Linked DNA regions of Homo sapiens: all the other regions are linked to region 1. A link is a loop called in an ENCODE intact Hi-C map of the cell type or tissue named here. Cell type or tissue: CD4-positive, alpha-beta T cell. All regions are shown on one strand.

Region 1 (5,000 bases):
CCCTGCCCCCAATGCCCAGAGTTGTATCTAAGATTCGAGTGGTGTATGTAGCATTAAGGCATTGGAAAAAATACAGTCTTACCCTGTATGTACCCTGTATATATCCACCTTGGCCTTCATGTGACACTGAGCATAGCAGAGATCACCACTTATCTGCAGATATCCATGTACTCTTTCTTTGGTCAAAGAACTACCTTATTTTTACCTAGGCACAGGCTGCCCACTTCCCAGCCTCTCTGAAGTGAGGTGTGGACATGTGTCTAAGGCTGGCAGGTCGGCAGCAAGTGGGAACGGCGTACCTCCTCCTGGCTCAGGCCCTTAAATGGCATCTCTGAACCCTCAGCTTTGCACATCCCTTTTTCTCTTTCTCCCAGGCTGGAATGAGGATGTGGTGATGATGAGTTGGCTTTGTTTCCGTGAGGGCACAAGGATAGCATTCTGTGGGGTGGCAAAGTAACAAGATGAAAGGAACCTGGGCTCCTGGGTGATCTGGTGGTGCAGAGCAGCTCTAGCCCCCTGACCAGTATTACCTTGAACTTGTATGTGGATAGAAATGAGCATTCTATCTTGTTTAAGGCTCAGTTATGTTGGTCTCTTTGAAAACAGCTAAACTGATATCCTAAAGGATACTCCCATTTTCTAGGGGGGGTCCCTGCCGTACCCTCCTTTGTTTCTGATGGTCCAGCCTCTTCTGGTCTGTGGCTTCTGAGAGCTTTGCTTGTGCCGCGTTCTGCATGTTGGCGATATTCGAATGCTTCTTCGCCAGCTGCACTGTGAGAAACTCTGGTCTATGCTCATCTTGCATTTCTGGCACCATTCTCTGCCACCACACCACTCTGTGGCTTTGGAACTTTGTGAAGCTCTTAGCGGACCATCTGCCTAGACATGTCATACAGATTTTCCTTCCACTTCTGCACAAGCCAGATGTGGGGAACTAGAGAGTCCTATAGCTCCCAGATTCCACCCAAAGGGGAGCAGGATACTCAGCTCTAGAATCCCCAAACGTGTTTGGACATTTTATTATTCCTCCCTGTGACCCCAAATATAGGGCTCAGCTTAAGATAAAAGTAGGTTAGACCCAGGGTCCCTTTTCAGAAGCCCACTGGTGTCTTCACTTTTCTTTCAAATCTCTCCATTCTGCTCTATCAGATAAATCTTCTGAGTCTTGGGAGCAGAGGAAGCTCTGTCCTAACAGGGCAGGTTTCCTTCTACACCTTTTATCTCATTTCTGGGGCCTAAGCTTTAGGAAGATTCTGTTTTCTGGATTATGTTGTATCCTCCCTTCTCTGAGGCAATTAAGGCAGAACCTCATGAAGTGATAAACAGAATGCAGTAAATGGACAGAAGTGTCTGTTAATACTTTAGAATTTCACCTGCCATTTAACTAGCAGCCAATATTGTCAAATACTTGTCTTTTAGGAGTTTCTTCAGTCAATAAATCAGCCTGGTTTGTCATGGTGCAGTGGACAGGTCACTGGCTTGTGATTTGGAAGGTTTGTGTTCTACTCCTAGTTTACTCGTCGTTTTTGGAAGCAGACCCTCTATGTCAATAGCAAAGGGCAATTCCAAGTGGTAGTGTTCGTCTGTTTTTATCTGTGGACTTTGATTCTGCTGATTGTGTGACATTGGGAAATTGACCTAGATTTCATGCTTCAGTTTTTACTGTATATTTCCATAGCATGCTCTATCTCAGACTCAGGGAACTTATGTGAAGTGATAATAATGGTTAATATTTAAATAGAATCTCTAAAGAAAAAGTATTGTTTCTAGTACTTTATGTGTATGAATTCATTTGTGACTCATTCATAAGGTAGATCATGAGGTATAATCTAAAGTAGGGCTAGGATTTAAGCTTACACAGTCTGGTTCTAGGTCTGTGCTATTAATTATTAAGCCAGACAACCTCTTATAATAGGGAATAATTTGAAGGAGAGAAATGAAAAATGCCCTGCAATTATTCGAGTACTTTCCTAGTCTTATTTATAAATACCAATCTTTCAAAAGTAAACTGGGCCTCAATTCTGCTGAAACCATCTCAAATTTCAGATGAGGAATAGCTGAATGGATGCTAATACTGCAGTGATTACAATTATTAAACTATTCATTTTTATAAAATGAATAATGAATACACTTTAACCCACCTCCTTTCAAAAATGGTTTCAGGTCACAGATCAGTATAAGCAACTCAATTTTAATTCCAGCTTAGAAATAATAATTCAAAAATAGTATTTACTAAGTAATTAAGTAAGGGTTCTTTTAATTTTTTCGCCTTATGCTCATTAAATTATTTTAACCCTGGCCAGACTAATTGAAATTTAACTGCATGATAAAACTTTACCGCCATCTAGTGTCAGTCAGGAGCATTGCAGGAGTGTTGCTTTTTGAATCTGTTTTGGTAGCTACCTGCCGTATCTATGGCAATATTAAGCGGCACTCCCAGGTGGCACTCTTTGACTCCTATACCAGCGACCTTTGATTTTATAGATTATTCCAATAATTTGAGTTCAGAGGAACTAATTTCATGGCATTTCTTATTTCTAAATCCTGGTTTATTTTATGAGTGTGCTCTCAGGGGAATATAAGAATCTTTCATCCAAGTCAGGGATAGTTTCTAAATTCTCTGAATGTCCTCACCCCTAAGAGCTCTTGTTACTTTAGCTTCAAGATGGTAAACGTGGGGGAAAACTTTGTGCTATATATTTAAATTATTATGAGTTTTTTTTGTATATCAAGTATTTATGTGTACACTATAATAGTTATCTACTGCTGTGGGATAAATCGCCTCAAAATGTAGCAGCTTAAACAGCAAAAATTTATCTCACACTATTTCTGAGGGTCAGGAAGCAGAGAGTGGTTTAGCTGGGTGGTTCTGGCTAAGGGTATCTCGCAAGGTAAGTCAAGTGTGAGATGAAGCTGCAGTCATCTCAAAGCTCAACTGGAGCTGGAGAATCTGCTTCCAGACTCACCCGTGTTAGCAGGTTTTGGTTTCTTGCTTGCTGTCGGCTAGAAGCTCAGTTCCTTGACATGTGGGACTCTTCACAGGACGTGCTTCCCCTAGAGCAAGAGGAGAGGGGAAGAGAGTGAGAGACAGAGAGGAAGCCACAGTCTTTTAAAATAATCTAATCTTACTCTCATATGTTATTGATCAACCAAACCAGCCCTGGTCCCCTTGTGTGGCAGAGAATTACAGAAGCTTGTGAATAACAGTAGGTGGGGATCCTTGGGGCCATCTTGAAGGCTGGTGACTACACCCACCATCAAGCTTTATTAAATAGTAATGTTTTGCCTGATTTGGGTAACTGCTTCATAACATGAGTTTAGCCCAAGGCTAAATTCTGAGAGGTACAAATGGGAAACAACTTTTTCTCCCTTGGTTGCTTTCAACCATACTATGCTAAATCTCCCTTCTGTGCTCTGTAACTTCAATCTCTGGTAGATTTCATAGCTTTTGGCTCACATTCAGCTGTAACAAGAGTCCTTGTTTGTTTGTTTCTTATTTTTAATACATGGTTTCTTATTTTTAATACATGGTTTCACTCTGTTGCCTCACTGCAGCCTTAACCTCCTGGGCTCAAGTGATCCTCAATCTCAGTCTCCGGAGCAACTGGGACTACAGGAATATGCACCATACCTGGCTAATTGTGTGTGTGTGTGTGTGTGTGTGTGTGTGTGTGTGTGTGTGTGTGTGTATTTGGTACACATGAGGTCCCACTATGTTGCCCAGGCTGGTCTTGAATTCCTGGGCTCCTGCCTGGGCCTCCCAAAGTGCTGAGATTGCAGGCATGAGCCACTGTGCCTAGCCCCTGTTTTCAGGTATTAAAAATGTTAGTCTGGGCTGGGCATGGTGGGTCACGCCTGTAACTCCACTACTTTGGGAGGCTGAGTGGGAGGATCACTTGAGGCCAGGAGTTTGAGACCAGCCTGAGCAACCTAGCAAGACCCTGTCTGTATTAAAAAAAAAAATTAGCTGGGTGTGATGGTGCATGCCTATAGTCCCAGCTACTTAGGAGGCTGAGGTGGGAGGATCACTTGAGCTCAGGAGATTGAGGTTACAATGAGCTATGAGTGCACCACTGTCCTCCAGCCTGGGTGACAGAGTGAGACCCTGTATTAAAAAAACAAAACAAAACAACGCCCTCCCCAGCCAAAAAAAAACTTAGTCCAATCTCATATATAGCTTGAATCTTCTCTCCTTAACTCTTCTTACTTCTGACTCTGAGGAAGGAGAGCATGACTGTTCTTTCAGTGTTTTTCTGACTATTTCTCATCTCTTTCCTGCTTTCTAATTCCTCTAGTATAGAATCCAGCATGCAGATCAGAGAAAGAGGAGCAAAGTGTCACTGTACTTAGCTGGTATTGTATGTGATTCTCTCATGGATAATACTGGCTGGGACTCATTCCCTCTGTTAATCTGAGAATTCACATAGAGCTTCTCCAGGGCACCCTGTGGGGATGCAGGGGGTTCCTCCTATTCTGGTCATTCTCCAGTTGCTTCTGAAAATCTTCTCTCAGCTTTTGCCCCACATGTTCTGGGCTTCACTCTACACAGCTTCTTCCTGCTGGGGACCCCTGGCTTCAGGCAGTAGTTCTTTTGGTCAGGGTCTGTTCCAGATGATGCATGTCTTGCTACTCTCTTCAGGTTCCCTTGGTCAATGGGAAAACACTGTCCATCCTTTTCCTCCCTAAAGCTTAACCATCTAATCAGCCCTCTCTCCCACCCTGTAATTGCATGCTGCTCCAGCCAGTCTCTTGCCTTCAGCGTTCTTGAGATGGATGGAAACCAGGCAAAGATGCCAGCAAATGCCTGTGGATGCTCTTTGGCTCTCCTAAGAACACTTGTTGTTCTCTATGGTCTGGAAGCAGCACCAGGGCCTGTGATGTCAGGGCTCTGTAAACATCCAGCCAGGAAGTGAGATACAAATCTTTCTCGTAGGCATTTCTGGTCCCTGTGACTGATTTGCTTGGACTCCTTCACTTGGCTTAGCAGTAGGGAGGGAGGG
Region 2 (5,000 bases), 1.1 Mb before region 1:
CAAATCTCATCTTGAATTGTAGTTCCCATAATCCCCATGTGCCATGGGAGGGACCCGATGGGAGGTAATTGAACCATGGGGGCGGTTACCCTCATGCTGTTCTCATGATAGTGAGTGAGTTCTCATGAGATCTGATGGATTTATAAGGGGCTTTCCCCCACCTTCACTCGGTACTTCTCTCATTCTTCTCCTTCCTGCCACCAAGCGAAGAAGGATGTGTTTGCTTCCCCTTCTGCCATGATTGTAAGCTTTCTGAGACCTCCTCAGCCCTGCGGAACTGTGAGTCAATTAAACCTCTTTCCTTTATAAATTACCCAGTCTCAGGTATTTCTTCATAGCAGTGTGAGAGCGGACTAATATACAGTGCCATCCAGAACCTCCATTAGACTCTGCACAAGTTTGGTGGCTATTGAAATACTAGAATTCTGAGACCCAGATTCTTAGGGGAGAAAATCACTTGGTAGGTGAGAAAATCATAGTCACAGTTTAAGCATCACTTTATAATGACCAGTATCCATGAGTTGGATGCTGGGATGACATGGAAAGGCAGCATCCTGGTGCCACAGCCGCCCTCACACTAATGAGCATTCATCTGTGCACAGTGCAAGACTGTTTGCGCCAAGGCTATGATTAGATGAGTGGAACTTTTTCCTGTTCTCACAGAATTGTCCCAAACAGCAAGTGCTCAGTACCCCTCCTTCTAAAGACAGTGGCTTAAATTTGGAACCAGACACATCCCCTCCAGTTATTAAATATCCCTGGAAACAGCCCTTCTGTTATCAACTACACTCACACACACACACCCGACCCCTGCAGTCTGTTCCTTATGGGAAGAGTTGTAGGAAAGGGAGAGAGAATCAACAAGGGTCTGAGCTCAGCCCTGCAATAATCTGAGGGTTTTGCTACCAAAGCCTTGTAGGGGCAGCATCTATGTGAGAGGCCATTCCCTTGACTCCACTAGATTCACCTAAGGTGTTATTAGAGGACAGGAAATGGAATTAAAGAGACCACAATTAATTATGGTGATCAGAAAAAATACTATCATTTTATGTTAATCCATTATAAGAATTAAGATGGACCAATAAACTGGTTACAGTCATAAATCTGTCATTTCACATTTTTTTACATCCATATCATATACTATCTAAATAACACCCCTGAACCAATTCAAATGCAATTTTATATTTATTTACCTATTTTTTATTGAGGTAAGAACACTTAGCAAGTGATCTATCCTCTTAACAAACTTTTATGTGTATAATACTGTATTGTCAGCTATACCAAATGAAATTTTTGCTCAGAACAGTATGCAGTAACCTTTTTTTTTTTTTTTTTTTTTTTTTTTTTTTTTTTTTTGAGACAGAGTCTTACCACTCCGTCACCCAGGCTGGAGTGCAGTGGTGCCATCACAGCTTACTGCAGCCTGCACCCCTCTGGCTCAAGCAACTCTCTCACCTCAGCCCTCTGAGTAGCTGGGACTACAGGCATGCACCACCACACCCAGCTCATTTTTGTGTTTTTTGTAGAGACTGATTTTTGCCATGTTGCTCAGGCTGGTCTCGAACTCCTGGGCTCAAGTGATCCATCTGCTTTGGCCTACCAAAGGGCTGGGATTACAGACGTGAAACATCGCACCAGGCCAACATGCAGTAACCTCTTTAACATTAATCATTAGGGCCTCCCTGATCTCTTTCCCCTTAACAAAGCCTCTCCTGGGTTCCTTCATTTATACCTAGGTATAAATGACTTAAAAAGCTAATATTAATGCTTTGAGCATTCAGAGGATTGCAAAGATTCACTAGACCTGTCTAATTGCTTTGGAATCCCTAATTATAGGCACTTACTGACTTCCCCATGGTCATTTCCAACCTAGAGGGCAGTCAGCAAGTCTGAGTAATGCCTGTCAGAGCCACTGGGTGGCACTGGCAGGCTGAGATGTGGGCAAGAGGGAGGAAGAAAGAAAGGAAAGGAGGCCAGGAGAGAGTCAAGGAGGAAGAGGAGGCAAGAGAGGGAGAGAGATTTTTTTAAAACAAGGGAGAGAGAAAGAAAGCAGAGAAAGAAAGACTAGGCCGCAGGGAACTGCTTTGCATGGCCTTGTATAGCCTCTGTGGTTACCAGTGACACAGACCTACAGTTTAATTCAGTACTTCCCAGCTGGGAGCTGAGTGTGCCGTACTCATCTGCCTATTCCCACTACCTAGCAGGGTGCCTGGCTCTCGGCTGATGCTCTGGGTCTGTGGACTGATGGAATGAATGCTGCTGCCCCTCTAGGAAGCGGTCCTCAAATGGAAAGCTTGAGGCAGTGTGGTCTGAATGCTCCATCCTAATGTTTTGGGATGACTTAGTTGAAAATTCAAGAGGCAATGCCTTATGAGGAAGCAAGGTAGGAATATTGGCACACACAGAGGTTAAGATTTTCCAAGGGTCAATTCATTCTGTCAAGAACTAATAGTAAATATTTCAGTCTTAGCAAGTCACACAGCCTCTGTTACAACTACTGACAGAGAGCCACTGACAATATGTAAATGGTTGGTGTGGCCGTGTGCCAATAAAATTTTCAAAAACTGACAGTAGGTCAAATTTGGCCTGTGGATTGCTAACCCTCCGTGGCTTGAGTTCTAAGATAATCTTTCTGATTTCTCTCACCTTGCTCTTTCATCCTCTGATTCAATACCACTCTTTTGGTACACGACTATTTGCTTATTGGTTTCTCTCAGAATCTGTGTGGACTGCTTGATCTTGCACTGTAAACTCCTTGAGAAATTCTGAGTGCCCGTAGATGACTTCAAGCACCATCAGTATTCCTGTCTGATCATGTTCAAGTGCTGTCCAGGGAGTACTCATAGAGAAGGTCCTTAGCTTTGAGGGTCTCATTATATGTGTCTTCTGAAGATTCCACAAAGGCCTAGATTTAGCCACAAAGATGATTGATGCCAAGTTGTAGAACACGAAGTCTTGGGAAAATTATACAGTTCTGCATACAGTGAACTAGATTCATACCAGCTTGAGAAAGGTCAGTTCCAGCTCAAACCATGAAGTGGCTGAAATTTGTCTTTGGAGCCTTCCAGCCACACATCCTCCACTCCTTCTCCTCCAGTACTCAGTGACCTGTTTCCCTTACCCACTCTCACTCCCATCAGTGCCTTGCTTCTTCACTTTACTAAAATGAAAACGACTAATGGCAGATTAAAATCTGCCATCCCGTTGAGGTATGCTCACATTTTCATAAGGTTGAGAGCATTTTAAGAAAGGGACACAGGACTAATGATGGGATTTTGTACCTCCTGGTGGTGACTTTGACCTAAAAGTACATTCTACTTTAACCATGTCAGTAGGAAAATCCAGGAGAAGTATTGTGAGTAGGGCCACTGGGAACAGCCCCATGCCTCTGCACAATTCCATAGATTAGGACGTGAATGGTGCATTTTGGAGCTGTGCAACACAGCGGTGGCCCACGTAGTGGGTTCTCTTGTGTGTGTGTGTCAGTATCTAAGAGAGAGAGACTAGTGCTCTCAAGGAATAAGCAACTGAAATGTGGACTTATATTTTTGAGTTTTCTTTCTAGGACAATGAAGGAAATGGACATAGTTGATATTTTTGCATGACAAATAGAATTAAACAACCTGGAAGAGATGAAAATGTGTGTCCTTCAGAGAAAACGTTACTCACATAGGTGATCATGACTAGGTGTGTTAGAGGCCTCTTATGTGCTTCCAGATCTCTGTAGCAGCACCTCCAGATGCTACAGCAGAAACCAGTTTCTTTATGGTTTGGAGGAGCCTCCTGCAGGTGCAATGAGACAGCTCTATGGTGATACTTCTCAATGCCTCTTTGACCTCCAAGTGGAAGGTTCATTTCCGGACTCATATGTGGGTAACATGGAAATGTGGAGCCCCCTTTACCAATAGGGGATAGAATCCAATGGATAAATCTTCCTTCTGCCCTCCATGCAGATGGTTCTGGGACCATGTTTTATAAGACTTTTCATATGGCCCTGTGGGGAGCAAGCACCAGTCGCCCATACCAGGGTCCAGTTCTCAAAAGAATCCTGGTGTTGACTCTCCTCTTGTTCAGAGGCAAAGTTGCATGCTAGTTGAAACATTATACTCTTCAATCACAGTCCTCAGAGCACTTTCACTGTGTGCAAAGCATTTTTATATACAAGATCTCAAAGACAAAGTTAATCTGCGATGCCCTTCATTTCCCTTCTCAACTACTCACTCTCGACCTAGGTGTCAGCATCCTCTATTACTCCCGGGCACACTCCCACCGCCACCCACCCACCCCATGGCCAATTTCTCTGTTATGAACATGGACAGTTCCCACCCTACTCAATGCCTCTTTCCAGCTGGGATTGGCCCACTGGCAGCCCCCTACTAAGGGAATCAGATCAGTCCAAGGCAACATCTGGCCCAAGGGTGGCCCATGCATGGGCTAGTTATAGCTTGTTGTGTGGCCCATTAGGTGGCCAGGTGAGAAGGGCTTTCCCCAGCTGGGTTGATATCATTAGCTAGCATAAGTACTCTGGCAGGTTTTTGAAGGTATATTAAAGATTAGTTAGTAGATGGTGAGAGTGGAGCAGAGCAGATATGCAGACAGCAGCAGATTCAACATGAGAGGGAGACCGTGCAGGCCAGAGAGCTTGGGCCTGAGGCTTCTTTAGAGCAACACCAGCTTCTGAATCACTTTGAAACTCCTGGTTCAGTCTGTGTTTCCTTAGCGTAACTGCTCTACAATAGCTCCTTTTCCTTTTTATGGTGGACCAAGTGGTTGTCTCAGCTTTCTTATAACCAGAAAACCTTGAGAAGTTGGTGCCCTAGGCCCTACCTTCTCCCATCAAGACCCTATCTTCCTCCAGGCCAGTAATAAGCAATGATGTACTGCTAGGTGTCAGCCCTCCATAGACAGGGACTCTCTGGAGGTAGTGTCTTACCTCAAAGAGGTGATACAAAGGCCCGGGGGAAGGCCAGCAAGTGAGAGATTTGAGGGTTTAGTGAGGA
Region 3 (5,000 bases), 1.3 Mb before region 1:
GAATGTTAGTAGCCCATTTTCAGGAGATTAAAGGATAACACTCGGCCAATAATAGCAAGATACCATAGACTTTTAATATCATCTGACAAAGACTATGGAAAAATGGCTTGTTCCCAATCAAGGGAGATCTATAATGGCTTGATCATCAGAAATGAAAAATCAATCCCAATTCTCATCCATTCTTTTAGCTACCATGCATATTATTTTTACCATGGATATTTACAGCTACATTTCCATCCAGACTTCTGGCAATGCCTAAATTCTTCCATAACAAGAAAACAAACTCATTTCTTTTAAAAACCAGTCTCTTCCCCATAGGCAAAGTGGATAAACAGCCTACTCAAATTTGATGTCATTATCTGAAATATCTAGCAAAAGACTAGTTGTATAAAAAATGATATTTCAGCATTGGTGCAAAAGAAGGCTACCCATTCTGACAGTTCTGTGGTATTTTGTCCTTTTAACTTAATGCTTGGAATGTAGGATTTCACACCTGAGACTCTTCAAAATTTTTACTTCATGGGTATTTGGTTTTTTTTGTAATACCGTAATACTTTAAGACTGTTACTTTTCTTTCTTATTCAGCCTTACTGATGCACTGGTCTGAACGTCTTTGTGAGTTTCACTTATATATATATAAAGGAGCCACCACCATCTAATGTATTATAAAAGATACTATAATTAGCGTGTAACTGGCAATCCCACCAGGCAAGCAAGCAATTTTCCAGGCCATGGGAATTTTCTTCTAGACAAATAGGAAAGTTCCAACAGCCATATAAATTAAATAGGGTAAAAAGTTGGTTAACTGGTACTAAAGTAACTAGAACCCTTAATTAAACTAAGTGATTATTTTGGGGAAGTTAAAAGAGGGTACAGGGAATCATTCTTTATATTTAGGAGAAAAAAAAGCCACTGGCAAAAAAATAAATAACAATTGAGATTTAGTTACACAATAAAATTATAGAACATATCCAGATTTGTAATAACACATAAAAATATAATGCTAAAAAGGATAATTTTGATGCTTTACAAGACCTTAGTTGTTAATTAGGTTCATTATTTCATTAAGGCAGGAAGATTTTCACCAAGAAATTTTTATTCACTAAGAAATGAATATTTCCTGAAGCCTTTTGAATCTTGCCAGCACCCTTCATGACCAACATCATTGCACTTACTAAGTTCCTGCTTCTTGTTGAGCAGAGCCAATTAACTGAAAAAGCTAATGATGGAAGGACAACCAATTGGGATCTAGTAAGATCTAGCCCTGTAGCTGGTAACATTGTGCCAGGAATTTAATATGCCTGAGCAGGCTCATCTGTAAGATGGTTATGATAGTACTGTTTATATCATAAGTTGGTTAGGAGGGTTAAATGCCTAGCTCAATGCACCGTAAACAACGAGTGCTCCAAAAAATGTGGCTAGCACACACACACACCAAGCATTTCAAACAAGACCTATAAGCAGATGGACTTCTGACTATAAACTTTCTTATAAATTCCACATAAACTCTCTCTAGCTAAGAGGGAGAGTCAAATACCACATTTAAATGTATGTATGAGAAATGTATTCTCTGTTTCCAGTGATTTCAGAATCAGAGATCATTTTGGATGGTTTATTTTAAAGTCTTCCACAATCTATACCCATAGATACAAATATATGTGTCTGTGGGTGTTTTGGAAAATAGGATTGGGTGGAGGCAGGGAAATGTATGTGGTTGAATTCAGTTAAGCAACTGGCTGTTTTGCGACTAATGATTTGTAAGTAGCAGTTTGGCTGAATTTAACTTTTTTTGTCTTTAAAAAATGTAGTTTTCTGAAATTTATCTAAAAAAGTTGATCTATATCAAGCTTTAGGGTAACTTCGTCATGGTTTCCTTGCTTTCTGGAAATTCTACGCACGTCATAGAGTAAATGTCAAATTTTAAATAGGAAATCAATATTCTTCTCTAAGAGGCTTTGAGAATAAATAGCTATTTTAATTCTTTCTCAGGAAGGGATTTCATAAGGAATTGTAATGACGGAAGCAGACAAAGTTTAAAGCGAGTTTTTAGCAAGTTATTTACATCTCATGTTATGTTTTCCAGGCAGTTAACAAACAGCCAGATCATCAGAGTAAGGTGTAACTCATAAAGCTTTTTCCTTCTAAATTCACACATATACGTACGTGTGTGTGTGAATAGTATATGCAATTTAAAGGTTGTGAGATTGGTAGCAAATGCACTTTTCTGTAAATCTCCTGGCTTCTTTTCCTTCCTTTGACCAGAAACAAGCAGCCCTGATAATTATATTCTCTACCACTAGGGGGTGACAGCTGATAATCTATCCACATACTTTAAAGTAAGACAAACCACAGGCTTGATTATGTAGGTATTAATCTTTCTTTTATTGGTCGCCTGGTGAGATTTGGTTTGATGAGTTTTATTTGCTGAACACGCTCTACATCCAACATCATTCTTCTGTCGTGATGCATAGCATGGGCCTGTTGGAATAACAGCTGGTGCTGGACAGCTTTGTAGATTTCAAGTAACTGTGTATGGGAAATTAGTTAACAGATAGGAGCATTTATTCACTCATGCATTCATTTCATAAATATTGAGAGTCCACAGATCCTGTGACAAGGACTGAAGATACAATGGAGAACAGGAATATTATATCTGTTTTCATACAGTATTTTCTTGTTTTTGTTTTTGTTTTTTTTTTTTTGAGACAGAGTCTCACTCCATCACCCAGGCTGGAGTGCAATGGCTCTATCTCAGCTCACTGCAACCTCCGCCTCCCAGGCTCAAGCGATTCTCGTGCCTCAGCCTCCCTGGTAGCTGGGATTACAGGCGCAGCAACCATGCCAGGCTAATTTTTGTATTTTTAGTAGAGATGAGGTTTCGCCACATTGCCCAGGCTGGTCTCAAACTCCTGGCCTCAAGTGATACACCCGCGTTGGCCTCCCAAAATGCTGGGATTACAGGAATGAGCTACCATGCCCAGCCACATAGAGTTTTTATTGAAAGGGGAAAGACTACAAAAACCAGGTAAACAAACACATACATAAAGTAATTTTGAGTGTTAACAAGATAGATAAAGGAAAAAAACATGAAGGGCAGATACAGAATAACTGGCATTAAGGAAGAGATATAACATTAGATCAAGTCACTCCCTTATCTAAGGCCTTTGCTATTCTCTTATGTAAGCAGAAGATTCAGAGGCACACTGTGCCTTACTCCGGGTGCTTTCCACTTGAATAGATTCTGGCAAAATCCTCATAACTCAGCATTTCGGTGCCTTTGAAGCTTGCAATAGCTGATGAATGGTATCTAGCACCAGTATCCTTCCTCAGTATGCTTCTCACAGTACTTAGAAAGCTTTATTAAGGTAGGCATCAAGCAGAAAGAATTTGCCTGGTCTCTATTCCTTCTGCATTACAGCCTCACTAACTTGCAAGCATTTTGTCTAATTAGCTAGAGTGCTTCTTGAGAAATACACACACAAACACATTTCAAATAGAAAATAGTGCTCATTTAAGGTCATTTAGCATGGAAAATAAAATTATTCTAATGGTATGAATATCGGTAAGACTATCACCTTGCTGTTGTTGATACTACACTTATGGTTTCTGGTCAGTATAGATATTTTAATTCCATTTCCCACTTTCTTAGTTTTTCTCCCTTACTTGAAATCTCCTTCATCTTTACCAATTTAAATTCTTCTCATCTTTCAACTAATAATGGGTCTATTCTTTCTCTTCTCGGTCTCTGTCTTCCTCTCTCTCTTTACATTTTCCTCATGCCATGTGTATTCCTTCATTGTGTTTATTCCAGAAGCACTCACGTGATTGAGCAATTGATTAAATAATCTTTACTTAGAATTTTATGATTATTTCAACTCTAGCAAAAAAAAAAAAAAATGTTGACTCACTACCTAACAATGCCTCCCTTTCCCAGATTCTCTTGCAGCTAGGGATGGGATGTGTAGCTCGGTTTAGCCAATGAAGCATAGGGGAAATACACTGATATCTTCTGAGAAAGACATATTCTTTATAACAAAGATGGGAAAGCATATGTGCAAGCCCTCTAATAGCTGTGGCTCTTCCTTTGCCCTGACTTTGCATGAGGTTATAAAGGATTTAATGTCTGGATCTGCAAAATTATCTTGTGAACAAAATGGGAAACCCAAGGGACTCTTGAAGATGTCAACCCAGTGACCTTGACAATGTGGAGCTGGTAAATCAGCTCTGAAATGACCATCCTCCAGCTTCTTATATCTTCTATTACTTAATTTAATGTCTTTATTGTTTATGCCACTAATAATTTGGTGTACTGTTACTGAGAGCCAAACATATCCTAACTGACACAATCTAAATATTAAAATCCCTCAAAAATATCATCTCACTTTTAATTTTGATACTTCTTAGAACCTGGCCCAGTGCTTGAGACAGAGTGGTGGCTAAATAAACATGTGCAATCTGCATGTTTTTCCTTTGTCCTGTCCGCACTTTCTCCCGCACAAAATGGACTTCTTGAAATTAGTCTCATATGCTTATCTAAGAGACTGCTAAATTGGAATAAGGAACTTTGCCTATGGAGTCTGTTATACAAAATGCACGTATGTCAGAGGATACCTTAGGCTCATTTTGCCATGCAAATGCTAATAATTATAAGCTTTATGAATGCATAGTTTTATTTATTTATTTATTTATTTATTTATTTTTGTATCTCCTCTTCTTGTTTCTTTCTCTTTTTTTTTAAACTTTTATTTTAGGTTCGGGGGTACATGTGAAGGTTTGTTACATAGGTAAACTTGTGTTACTGGGTCACGGGATGGGGGGTTTTTTCTACATATTACTTTATCACCCAGGTATTAAGCCTAGTACCTAATAGTTATCTTTTCTGCTCCTCCCTCCTCCCAACCTCCACCCTCAAGCAGACTGCAATGTCTGTTGTTTCCTTCTTTGCATAAAAATTTACTTTTAGAGGGCAGAGGTTTTTCTTCTATCTTTATGTCTACCAG

What was found. Peaks named below come from ENCODE experiments on the same cell type or tissue, not always from the same donor. Only the 100,000 strongest peaks of a DNase experiment are listed, where the experiment ranks them.
Region 2: it touches region 1 in a loop (4-fold over the local background); 10 of 110 quality-filtered maps call a loop at or near these places.
Region 3: a loop joins it to region 1, with 4 times the contacts of the local background. A loop is called at or near these places in 7 of 110 quality-filtered maps.

What each region holds. Positions count from the first base shown.
Region 1 is chr10:63,717,828-63,722,827 of GRCh38, forward strand. No RefSeq gene overlaps it. Among named protein-coding and RNA genes, the nearest start is that of REEP3, 200 kb to the left of the region's middle. In CD4-positive, alpha-beta T cell, a CTCF peak has its summit at 2,355 (motif pointing left); DNase peaks (open chromatin) are centred at 2,384 and 3,014.
Region 2 is chr10:62,592,286-62,597,285 of GRCh38, forward strand. No RefSeq gene overlaps it. Among named protein-coding and RNA genes, the nearest start is that of ADO, 210 kb to the right of the region's middle. In CD4-positive, alpha-beta T cell, a CTCF peak has its summit at 1,935 (motif pointing right); a DNase peak (open chromatin) is centred at 1,916.
Region 3 is chr10:62,435,505-62,440,504 of GRCh38, forward strand. It overlaps a transcript of ZNF365 not described here. Among named protein-coding and RNA genes, the nearest start is that of ZNF365, 64 kb to the left of the region's middle. In CD4-positive, alpha-beta T cell, a CTCF peak has its summit at 2,346 (motif pointing right); a DNase peak (open chromatin) is centred at 2,307.